Linked DNA regions of Mus musculus: all the other regions are linked to region 2. Evidence: chromatin loops called from intact Hi-C (ENCODE). Cell type or tissue: gastrocnemius. All regions are shown on one strand. Links, peaks and the distances in the headings refer to the core of each region. The heading gives the core; the rest is flanking DNA.

The links. A loop is a pair of places that touch in the nucleus more often than their neighbours do. Peaks named below come from ENCODE experiments on the same cell type or tissue, not always from the same donor. Only the 100,000 strongest peaks of a DNase experiment are listed, where the experiment ranks them.
Region 1: a loop joins it to region 2, with 2.0 times the contacts of the local background. A loop is called at or near these places in 12 of 42 quality-filtered maps.
Region 3: it touches region 2 in a loop (2.1-fold over the local background); 3 of 42 quality-filtered maps call a loop at or near these places.

The regions. Positions count from the first base shown.
Region 1 is chr6:71,980,996-71,983,495 of GRCm38, forward strand. No RefSeq gene overlaps it. Among named protein-coding and RNA genes, the nearest start is that of Gm26628, 18 kb to the left of the region's middle. In gastrocnemius, for the core only: a CTCF peak has its summit at 1,318; a DNase peak (open chromatin) is centred at 1,115; H3K27ac peaks cover 676 bases.
Region 2 is chr6:72,094,958-72,098,863 of GRCm38, forward strand. St3gal5 (ST3 beta-galactoside alpha-2,3-sialyltransferase 5) reads left to right here and starts at 2,651. Exons shown (of 7, transcript NM_001035228.2): 1 at 2,651-2,825. The coding sequence starts at 2,747. In gastrocnemius, for the core only: a CTCF peak has its summit at 2,814; DNase peaks (open chromatin) are centred at 2,638 and 3,249; H3K4me3 peaks cover 2,052 bases; H3K27ac peaks cover 2,141 bases.
Region 3 is chr6:71,966,185-71,968,684 of GRCm38, forward strand. Polr1a (polymerase (RNA) I polypeptide A) reads left to right here. Exons shown (of 34, transcript NM_009088.3): 25 at 192-359; 26 at 1,128-1,263; 27 at 1,675-1,832. Among named protein-coding and RNA genes, the nearest start is that of Gm26628, 3.7 kb to the left of the region's middle. In gastrocnemius, for the core only: no CTCF peak of the experiment used is centred there; no DNase peak of the experiment used is centred there; H3K27ac peaks cover 2,305 bases.

The DNA of each region.
Region 1 (2,500 bases), core at 1-2,500, 120 kb before region 2:
ATGAAATCAAGACCATCTTGACAAAGAAAGAACCCAGGGCTGGGGGTCCAGCTCTGGGAGAGTCTCTTTCCAAGGGCCTGGGCCCAGCCCCAGTACAGCAAATTAAAAAGACCCAGATGTCCAGAGACACTCATCCTTCTGGTTCTCCAGGTGCCTCTGTCCTGTGAGTGCCAGGGAGGCTGAGTGCAGGTCTGAGGTGTCACTGAAGGCTCTGCGGTGTTCTGTATGAATCAGTGGTATTTGCTGCCACTTCCCTGTACCCAAATCTCACACAAAGTGCCCACTCCCAGTTTCCTCCCATCCTGCATCCATCCCACTCCAATCTCCACTTGTGCGAACCATACAGACCCTATTCTCATGGAGCTAGCAATGCAGCATTCCAAACATCTCACCAGGCAATTCTGCCTTATTTCTAGCCAAAGGTTATGGTACCCAGAGGGCATGTGAACACACACCATATACTTATCCAGGTAGGACCAAACTGCTGGTTTCATGGGGAGGAAAGAGAATAGCTGAGTGCATGCTCAGAGGCCAGAAGAGGAAGCTGGGAAAAAATCATGACTCAGTCACTGCTTCCCCACCGCAGTTTGCGCTCCTCCACACCTCCCACTTCCTGGCTTCATCGTGAACATACAGATGCCTCATCCTGGCCCAGCCACATGTGCCTCTATATTTCTAGCAAGTTTGAGTATCTATATGAGGAAGACCTGCTGGCCCTGCCTGGTGCTGCTTTCTAGATCAGCTGTCCACTGTGCTGTTGTCACAGGAGCCTCAGCCAGTTTGGGGCTGAGGTATATATGTGAGGGTCTCAGACACCACTGGTCTCACTGGGTTACACTGAACGGCCCTTACTCAGGACTCTGTTTGTTTCACAAGGTGGATGGGTATGATGTACCTATTTGTGTGTTGGTACATGCACACTTGTGTGTGGAGGCCAGACGTCAATGCTGAGGGTCAATGCTCAGTTACTTTCCATCTAGATTCTGAGACAGTGTCTCCCTGAGCCCAGCGTTCAACATTGGTTACTTTTACATGAATGCTTGATAACTTGGGTCCATATGTTTGCTGTGACTTTAATGGCTGAGCCATCTCCCCAGCCCCTGACATTACAGTGAGTAGAGCCAGCCAATCCTCAAGGACAGCAGGCAAGACAGCTGGCGCTGAGGACAGAATCAAGTTCTCTCATCTCACAAATGTAACACTGAGGGAGTTGCTTGGCCCTTCTGTATTTTATGTATAAAATGGTAATTAGTAAGTGTTCCTAAAGTCTACTTTAGCCATATCAGCACAACTATAGGTGCTCACCTATATTACCTGTACACTGAGTGGTCCTCCACTAGGGGCATATTGTACTCCTTCCCATGCACACTTGGAACTTTTGTCAATGTCTAAAGATATTTTTGTCACAACTGTAAAGAGATGCTACTGGCATCTGGAGGGTACAAGTCCAATGCTGCTGTAATTAAAGTATAGTCTTAACAACAAAGGATCATCTGGATGCAAATGTACAAGACTGAAAACCTTACCACACAATCACCCATGGGGTGGATATTGTAGGCTTTGATTTCTCAAAACCTACTTTTAATAAGGGTTTGTAAACACTTTAACCTCCCTTCTAGGCCACCACCCACCAGAGGTAGTGGAAAGGAAAGGTTAATAGGGCAAAGGAGGATATGGACCTGCTTAGAAATAGTTCTTTGGAGCAAATCCAATCTGCAGTGTCAGGATATCAGCCTCTCAGTTCATACGAATCAGCATTGATCCACTCGAAAACACCATTCACAAATCAGAAGAAACCCGGGAGGCTCTGCCAAACTGTCCGAATTCACAGAAGCATCAAGAAGCCACCAGAACACCACTGGAAGTTTACTGGTGTGTTTCTGACATGACAAACAACTAGCAAAGAATGGTAAGGCATACTAATACCATCCAGCATCGTCCACTGTCTATTGGGTCATACTTATATCCTTCCCAAACATCGCATGTTCTCTCAAGCATCCACTCTAGCAAAACATCACATGCCCCTTTTTCTGGCTGCTTCCAGAAAAACACCACATGTCTGTTCTTAGTAAAACATCCTCCCCTGTGTCTGCTTCAGGAAAAAACATCCTCTCATAAGACTGTTTCCAGGGAAAAAAAATCACATGACACAACTGAGTCTCGAAAGAAACCAGAAATTTCACTTCAGGCTGTGCGTGCTTTTGTGAGATGAATCCCTTCCCCCATTGACCTCTCCATATATCAAATGGGTTCCCTAAAAATAGAATGCTTCTAAAGAGTGGCTCATTCCTTTTCTGGCTGGCCAGTGAGCACCAGGGCTTTGCCTGTGTCAGCCTCCCCAGTGCTGGATTTACAGGAACACACCACCACACTGAGGCTTTTTATCTGATTCCTGAGAGTCCTCCAGAGTACATGGCAAACACTTTACCAACAGAGCCGTCCCCCCAACCCCTGCTTCACTGCCTTTTGTTTTTATTGGTGTGTTTCTGTTTGTCTATTT
Region 2 (3,906 bases), core at 1,407-3,906:
ATGAATTGTTTTGCTGTAACAGGGTCTTATGTAGCACAGGCTCGCATCAAACTGGCTGTGTAGCTGAAGATGACCTTGAACTTCTGATCCTCTTTCGTCCACTCCAGTACACTGGGATTCATTCCATTCATGTACTACCCCACCCAATCGTTTATGCTGTTTTGATTAGTGATGGGCAGTTAGTTTTGTTCACCTTTTGTGTCATGAGATTATTATACAATAGTTTTGACTGTGGAGATTCTCTGAAAGGGTCCCGGAGACAACAAGGAGGACACAGACCGTATTTATCTTTTTTTTTTTAAACTTCAAACAGAACCCACCCAATAGAACCAAAAGTTAGACAAACTTACCAAAATAGAATATTGCAGCTCACAAGGGGAGGGTGAGAGGACGTCATTAGATTAACTAATGTAGTAAATGGAAAAAGTGAATTTAGGAAGTGGTAGCTGCTATCTCTGATTTATTAGTAGTCCTACTGTATGGTAGCCAGAGTCTGGAAGCTTCTCTGAAGCCACTCAGTAAACCATTGAAATCTAGTGGCTGATTCTAGTGTGTTATTTGGGGACTTTGGGAGCAGGTCTTCTTTTCCTTCACTAAGTGTCAACTAGGTGACAGAGCTCATGAATATTTGAAACAAATGTCCCAGGAGACTAAGACAGAAGGTAGAGTTCACTTCTTACACTTCATTGCCCTCAACTTACACCTACTCTTGTAAGGCAGGATGCTTCCAGCTTCCAGGACAGCCCTTACTGCTAAGAGGGTGGGGCTCCACACAGGGAGATGTGGGAGAGAACCAAGGCACAGAGATGTCAGAGCATCAGACCACACAGGCAGGCCTCAGGCTGGTCCAATAGTAGGAGAGTGAGCGGCTCTGCAATCTTTTTCCTGCTATAGTCATTCCAGGCAGCTAGCTAGTGTCTGACCAGCCTTGGCCAACCCACTGGCTTTAGCCACATGTCAGGCTTTCTTCCATCTTTTTTTCCCTTTCTAGACTATTTCCAGTGTCCTCGCTTTAAAATCATACAGATTTGTTGTTTTGGATAGCCATGAAAGTAGAATCCACCTACTCCGTTCTTTCCTATGTCTTTATTCTTGGCATTGACTACCCAGAGAGCATCCCCCAGTTCCCAGGCGACCATGTTCTACTCTCCACCCTGGAGAAAGAGCAAAGAGAGCAAGCTGCTGTAAAAAGGAAAACTGATAACGGCTCTTGGCTCAGGGTCTAGGATCTTCCTTCTCAAAATGAGAGGGTTATTGTTCGGTAAAAGATGGATAGCCATGCTTGATTGGGGCTGGAGAAGGGAGTTCTAAAAGCTAGCCCAGGGCCTCTTCCTGTTTGTACAGGCTGACAAGCTTCCACTACAAAGCTTCAATTTTCTCAGCTGATACACAGATCTAGCACGGGACCTTGAGCAGACCCAAAAAGGAGTTTGCTATGCAGTCACCAAGAAAACTGGAGCTGTTATCTTGGAAAGCGTGCCTCCTGACTATCAGAATGCCCCTTTGTGGTTAAATGTTCTTGAGGTCGAAGGCAAGCTATTCCAATATAACAAAGACTATGGCACTAGGGGATTTCCCACACACACATGCAGTAACAAAGGGTCTGCATCCTCAGAAGAACTTGGCTACATTATATCATTTACTCTGCGCTTTGGATCCCTTTCTTGTCGGCTTTTCTAGAAGATCATGGGGAAAAATATCCTAAAAGGGAGATCCAGTCCGGTTTTAGGCCTTTTTAATGCACCAATTTTGGGATTTATTAAATGTGTTTTTAAAAATCGTATGGCATTTCCTTTCCAAAATAAGGTGTGAGAGGCCAGGGCCTCTCTAGCTTTCAGACAAATAAGATTTGAGCGCTCCAAGCCCAGGTTCTGTTCCTGCTTCGGCCTCCAAATGACTTCAAAGCTACTCACCCTCAGTCCCACACAGACCTCAGTTCCTTCTCCTGTTAAAACAAGTTGGTTGGCTTTGGTAACTAGCACAGTAACAACCGTGTAGCCTAATCGTTCTCAACCTTCCTAATGCTGCGACCCTTTAATACACTTCCTCAAGTTGTGGTGGTAACCCCTGACCATAAAAAGTATTTTCGTTGATACTTCATAACTGTAATTCCACTACTGTTGTGAATCGTAAATGTAAATAAACGTGTCTTCCATTGGTATTAGGCGACCCCCAGGTTGAGAACCGCTGATTTAGCTTGTCCTGGTATTTGTCTCTTGGGTCTCAGGAACCCAGGACCAGTAATTACCTGAAGACCAGTGGGCAGCTGGCGAATAAAGCACGTGACTACGTCAAGCCCCTTAGTTCCCCAGCTCCGACTCCTAATTGGATGCTCAGTCAAAGCCTTTAACCGGTCCAGAGCCACCTTAGGTTCTCCGGAACGCCTTCCACTATCTAATCACGCGCAAGCCTGGGGAGAGTTGAAGAGATCCCCGAGCGCGGGGCACCCTCATCCTAGGCTGCCTGGCGCCCCACCTACTTCTCGGCTGGAGTTGTCCCGCTCCCCCTCGCACTAGCAGTCGGAGGGGGCGGGGGGACAGTCCGCTCGCAGGCGGGGCCTCGGCGCACTCTGATTGGTCTCCCTTATCCTCGTGACGCGCGACCCCGCCCCCGCCTACCCCCACCCCCCTCAGCATCCGCGCGGGGGAGCGGACTGTCCGGGGCTGAATTGGCGCGAGCGCGGCGCCGGGGGCTGGCTGGGGCGCGGGGCCCCGGGCTGGCGGCTTGCCAGCGCTCCCTCCCTAGCATGCACACAGAGGCGGTGGGCGGCGCGGCGCGGAGGCCCCAGAAGCTGCGAAGCCAAGCAGCGGCACCTGCCTGCCGAGGTACGTGGCGCAGCCCCCAGTCGGCAGAGCGGACACCGGGGAGCCCAGATAGCGGCGATCCGCCTTTGCGATACCCCAGGCCCAGCGGCTCCTCCCCAGCCCTGCGACGCCGGACGCGCCTGCTAGGGGACACGGGCGGAGGGTCGCGGCCCCTGGCTGCCTACATGGGCGCCCCCGGCGCAGCCTGCGCAGGTGTGGACGCGGCGCTGCGGGTAAGGATGACCTGCCCCGCGTGGCAGGTCCAGCCAGAGTGGCCCTCTTCACGTCGCTTGGTTCTGGGATTTTAATTCATTGCTGGAACCTTCTGAGCCGGCAGAGTCGAATAGACTCAGTGTCTCCCTTGACTGCTTTGGGGAACCTTGTACAGGGTAACTAGTGGCGCCTGAACCCTCCTGGTGCATCCATGTGGGTAGACGTGCAGTGTGAAAGTGGGTAGCTTTCTGCTGGCAGAAATTCACTGGTGACCTTCCCTGCCCCCTCTCTGCGGCCAGTCCTGCGGAGGAGACACATTGGGAGACCGTTTTGGTTTCTTGGAAATTTTAAGCTGTGTCCTGACGAGGGGACGCGTTCTTTGTGCGCTGTTTTATTTGTTTGTTTTGCGGAGAGGGTGTTAGAGAACAATTGGTAGGACCCCAGTAAATGAAAGCTCTTGTCCCTACTGCACATCAGCTGGATGACCTTGGCAGACACTGATATCCTCCTGTGGGGAGCTTGCTCTCCAGGTCTGTACTGGAAGACTTAACTTGCTGTTGGCTTGGGTCTCTTCCACAATGAGTTTGTGGTTTTAACCATTTAGAATAAATATGTCAATTGGCGAGAACTCTGTAGAATCACTAGCTGACTTGGAAATGAAATTTTTATACCTTTCCCCCCAGTAATTCAGTCTTAATTCACATATATGAATTTTGCCTTTGCAAAATTAGGTGTAAATGTAAGTAGATGTACTTAAAAGGAGGAAGAGGCATTTTTATGTGTTGTGCTTTTTCTGGGACCGATGGGTTTCAGGTTCCTTCAGCCAAGAGCTGTGCTGGGTTTTAGACTTACAAAGGAAGGAGACTCACACTCATCTCTGCCCTCTGGT
Region 3 (2,500 bases), core at 1-2,500, 130 kb before region 2:
GGTCGGGGAGGGAATGTGAATGGTCACAAAGTAACTACTGCTCAGAGGGCCTTTGTCACTGGCCTGGCAAGGGCATATGATGTTCTTGTGACAAACAAGGAACCAGCTAGGGCTCTGTGTTCCCGGTTTCTAGTGTAGTGGATAGCCTAACACTTGCTCCTGATTCCTGCTGTTGTCCCCTATGTCTCCAGGCTGAGAACCTTACTGCAGCTGAAGTGGCAGCGCTCACTGTGTGACCCAGGCGAGGCTGTTGGCCTCCTGGCTGCCCAGAGCATCGGAGAGCCCTCCACACAGATGACACTGAACACCTTCCACTTTGCAGGCAGAGGCGAGATGAACGTCACCCTGGGCATTCCAAGGTATAAGGGCACAAGGAGGCATACTGCAGCTGTGCCATCTGCTCTAATATTCCTGGGCAAGGACTCATCTTATGAGAGGGACAAGGAACAGGGCTAGTGAGCAAGAGATCTCTAAGTATGGATTCTTGAGCATATTTGGAGCCAGAGTGGTTTCTGTGGCTAGATCTTGTAGGGTTTCTGTGTATCCTTCTGCCACATCATCAGGTTACCAGAAATACCTGTGAGACCTCACACACAAGAGTATGGTTCATTCCAACACAGTGCCACCTGTTTGCCCAGCTTCAGGAGTGTCATTCTTGTGGCCATGACCCTTTAGGTACATAGCCATACACTGCAGTGTGGTGACTGCTGGGGAAGTGGAAAACATGGACCCACCCTGCTGGCATTCCTCCATGCACATTCCACTCTCTGGCAGATCGATGCTGGATAGCTTCCCCAACTCCTCAACCTGAGAGTTCGCTCCAGTGACTGCAGAAGAGAGGCTGAGCCCACTAGGCTGCTGTTGGGATGGCAGGGCTCAGTAAGAGTGCTGAAGGCTTCTAGTTTACTCTTTCCTCCGTCTCTCATTTGCTAAGCTCTCTGTAAGTGCCTGCTGACTGCAGGGAGTGGTGAAAGGAAGCGAGCTGTAGCTGTAACTGCACATGAGGAGCTGGTCCTGCAGGAACCTGGCAGGACCAGAGTTGTGACTGGTAGGGCATATTCCTCTGTCATACCCCGATCAAGAAAATCAGGTTACCTCTGATCAGATGTGTCCTTATTCTTTGTCAGATTGAGGGAGATTCTCATGGTGGCCAGTGCCAACATCAAAACGCCCATGATGAGTGTGCCTGTGTTCGACACCAAGAAAGCATTGAAGAAAGTGAAGAGTCTAAAGAAGAGGCTCACCAGAGTGTGCCTGGGGGAGGTAACTGTCTCTCATACTTGATTACACGCTGGGTGGAGACCTGATCCTGCCTCCTCCTACCCCAACAGAGCAGTCTACTGGCATCTTAGTTCCAGACTCCTACCAGGAGACAGACAGTCTCTGCCAAGTGCTAGACAGGGTTAGATCAAGAAGCTTTTAAGATAATTGTTAGTTCCCTAGCATTTGCCTGGAGAATGCGGTAAGAATGCTTCCTGGGTTAACTTAGCAAACACCAGGGCTGTTCACTTGAGCATACCGCAAGGCATTCATGCAGGCAGAGCTTACTAGGGTGTCTGCAGTTTGGGGCTGTGGCCCCCTCAGACTTTTGATACCGTGTGATCCACTTGCTATGCACAATCATCTGGGGGGCTGAGCAAGTCAGATTCTCTGTGTTCATTCATCTGGTTCTAGGTATTGCAGAAAGTTGACATCCAGGAGTCCTTCTGTATGGGAGAAAAACGGAATAAGTTCCAGGTGTATGAGCTCCGGTTTCAGTTCCTGCCACATGCATATTACCAGCAGGAGAAGTGCCTGAGACCCGAGGACATCTTGCACTTCATGGAAACCAGGTCAGGACTCAGCTGTGTTTGTCTTTGACTTTGAGCCATGGAGCACTCCTGGCAGGAGCCACAAAGGATGTGTTTCAGAGGACAGTAGGCCCCACCACCTAATATGGATCCCTCACCCCAATCTGGCCTGTAAGTGGGACCCTTCTTAGCCATTTATCGTTGCCTCGGCCTGTCCTGGACGGACGAGTTCTCTCCTGGTTATGGGATTAGGGTTTGAAAGGACCTGTACAGGAAGCAAGGGAGCCTCGTCACAGTGGTGCCTCTGTGGCTCCATCCAACACGCAGCAGAAAGTGGGACTCTGTGGTTTCAGCCTATAATGTGGTTCCTCGTTCACATCTTGTCAGCTGATAGGGAGCCCGTGGCATGTCGTCTCCACACCACTGTATAAACGGATTCTCACTGTAGGAATTCTGGCTTCTCTCTGCTAGCACTGTGTAAACGGATTCTCACTGTAGGAATTCTGGCTTCTCTGCTAACACTGTGTAAACGGATTCTCACTGTAGGAATTCTGGTCTCTCTGCTAGCACTGTGTAAGCGGATTCTCACTGTAGGAATTCTGGTCTCTCTGCTAGCACTGTGTAAGCGGATTCTCACTGTAGGAATTCTGGTCTCTCTGCTAACACTGTGTAAGCGGATTCTCACTGTAGGAATTCTGGTTTCTCTGCTA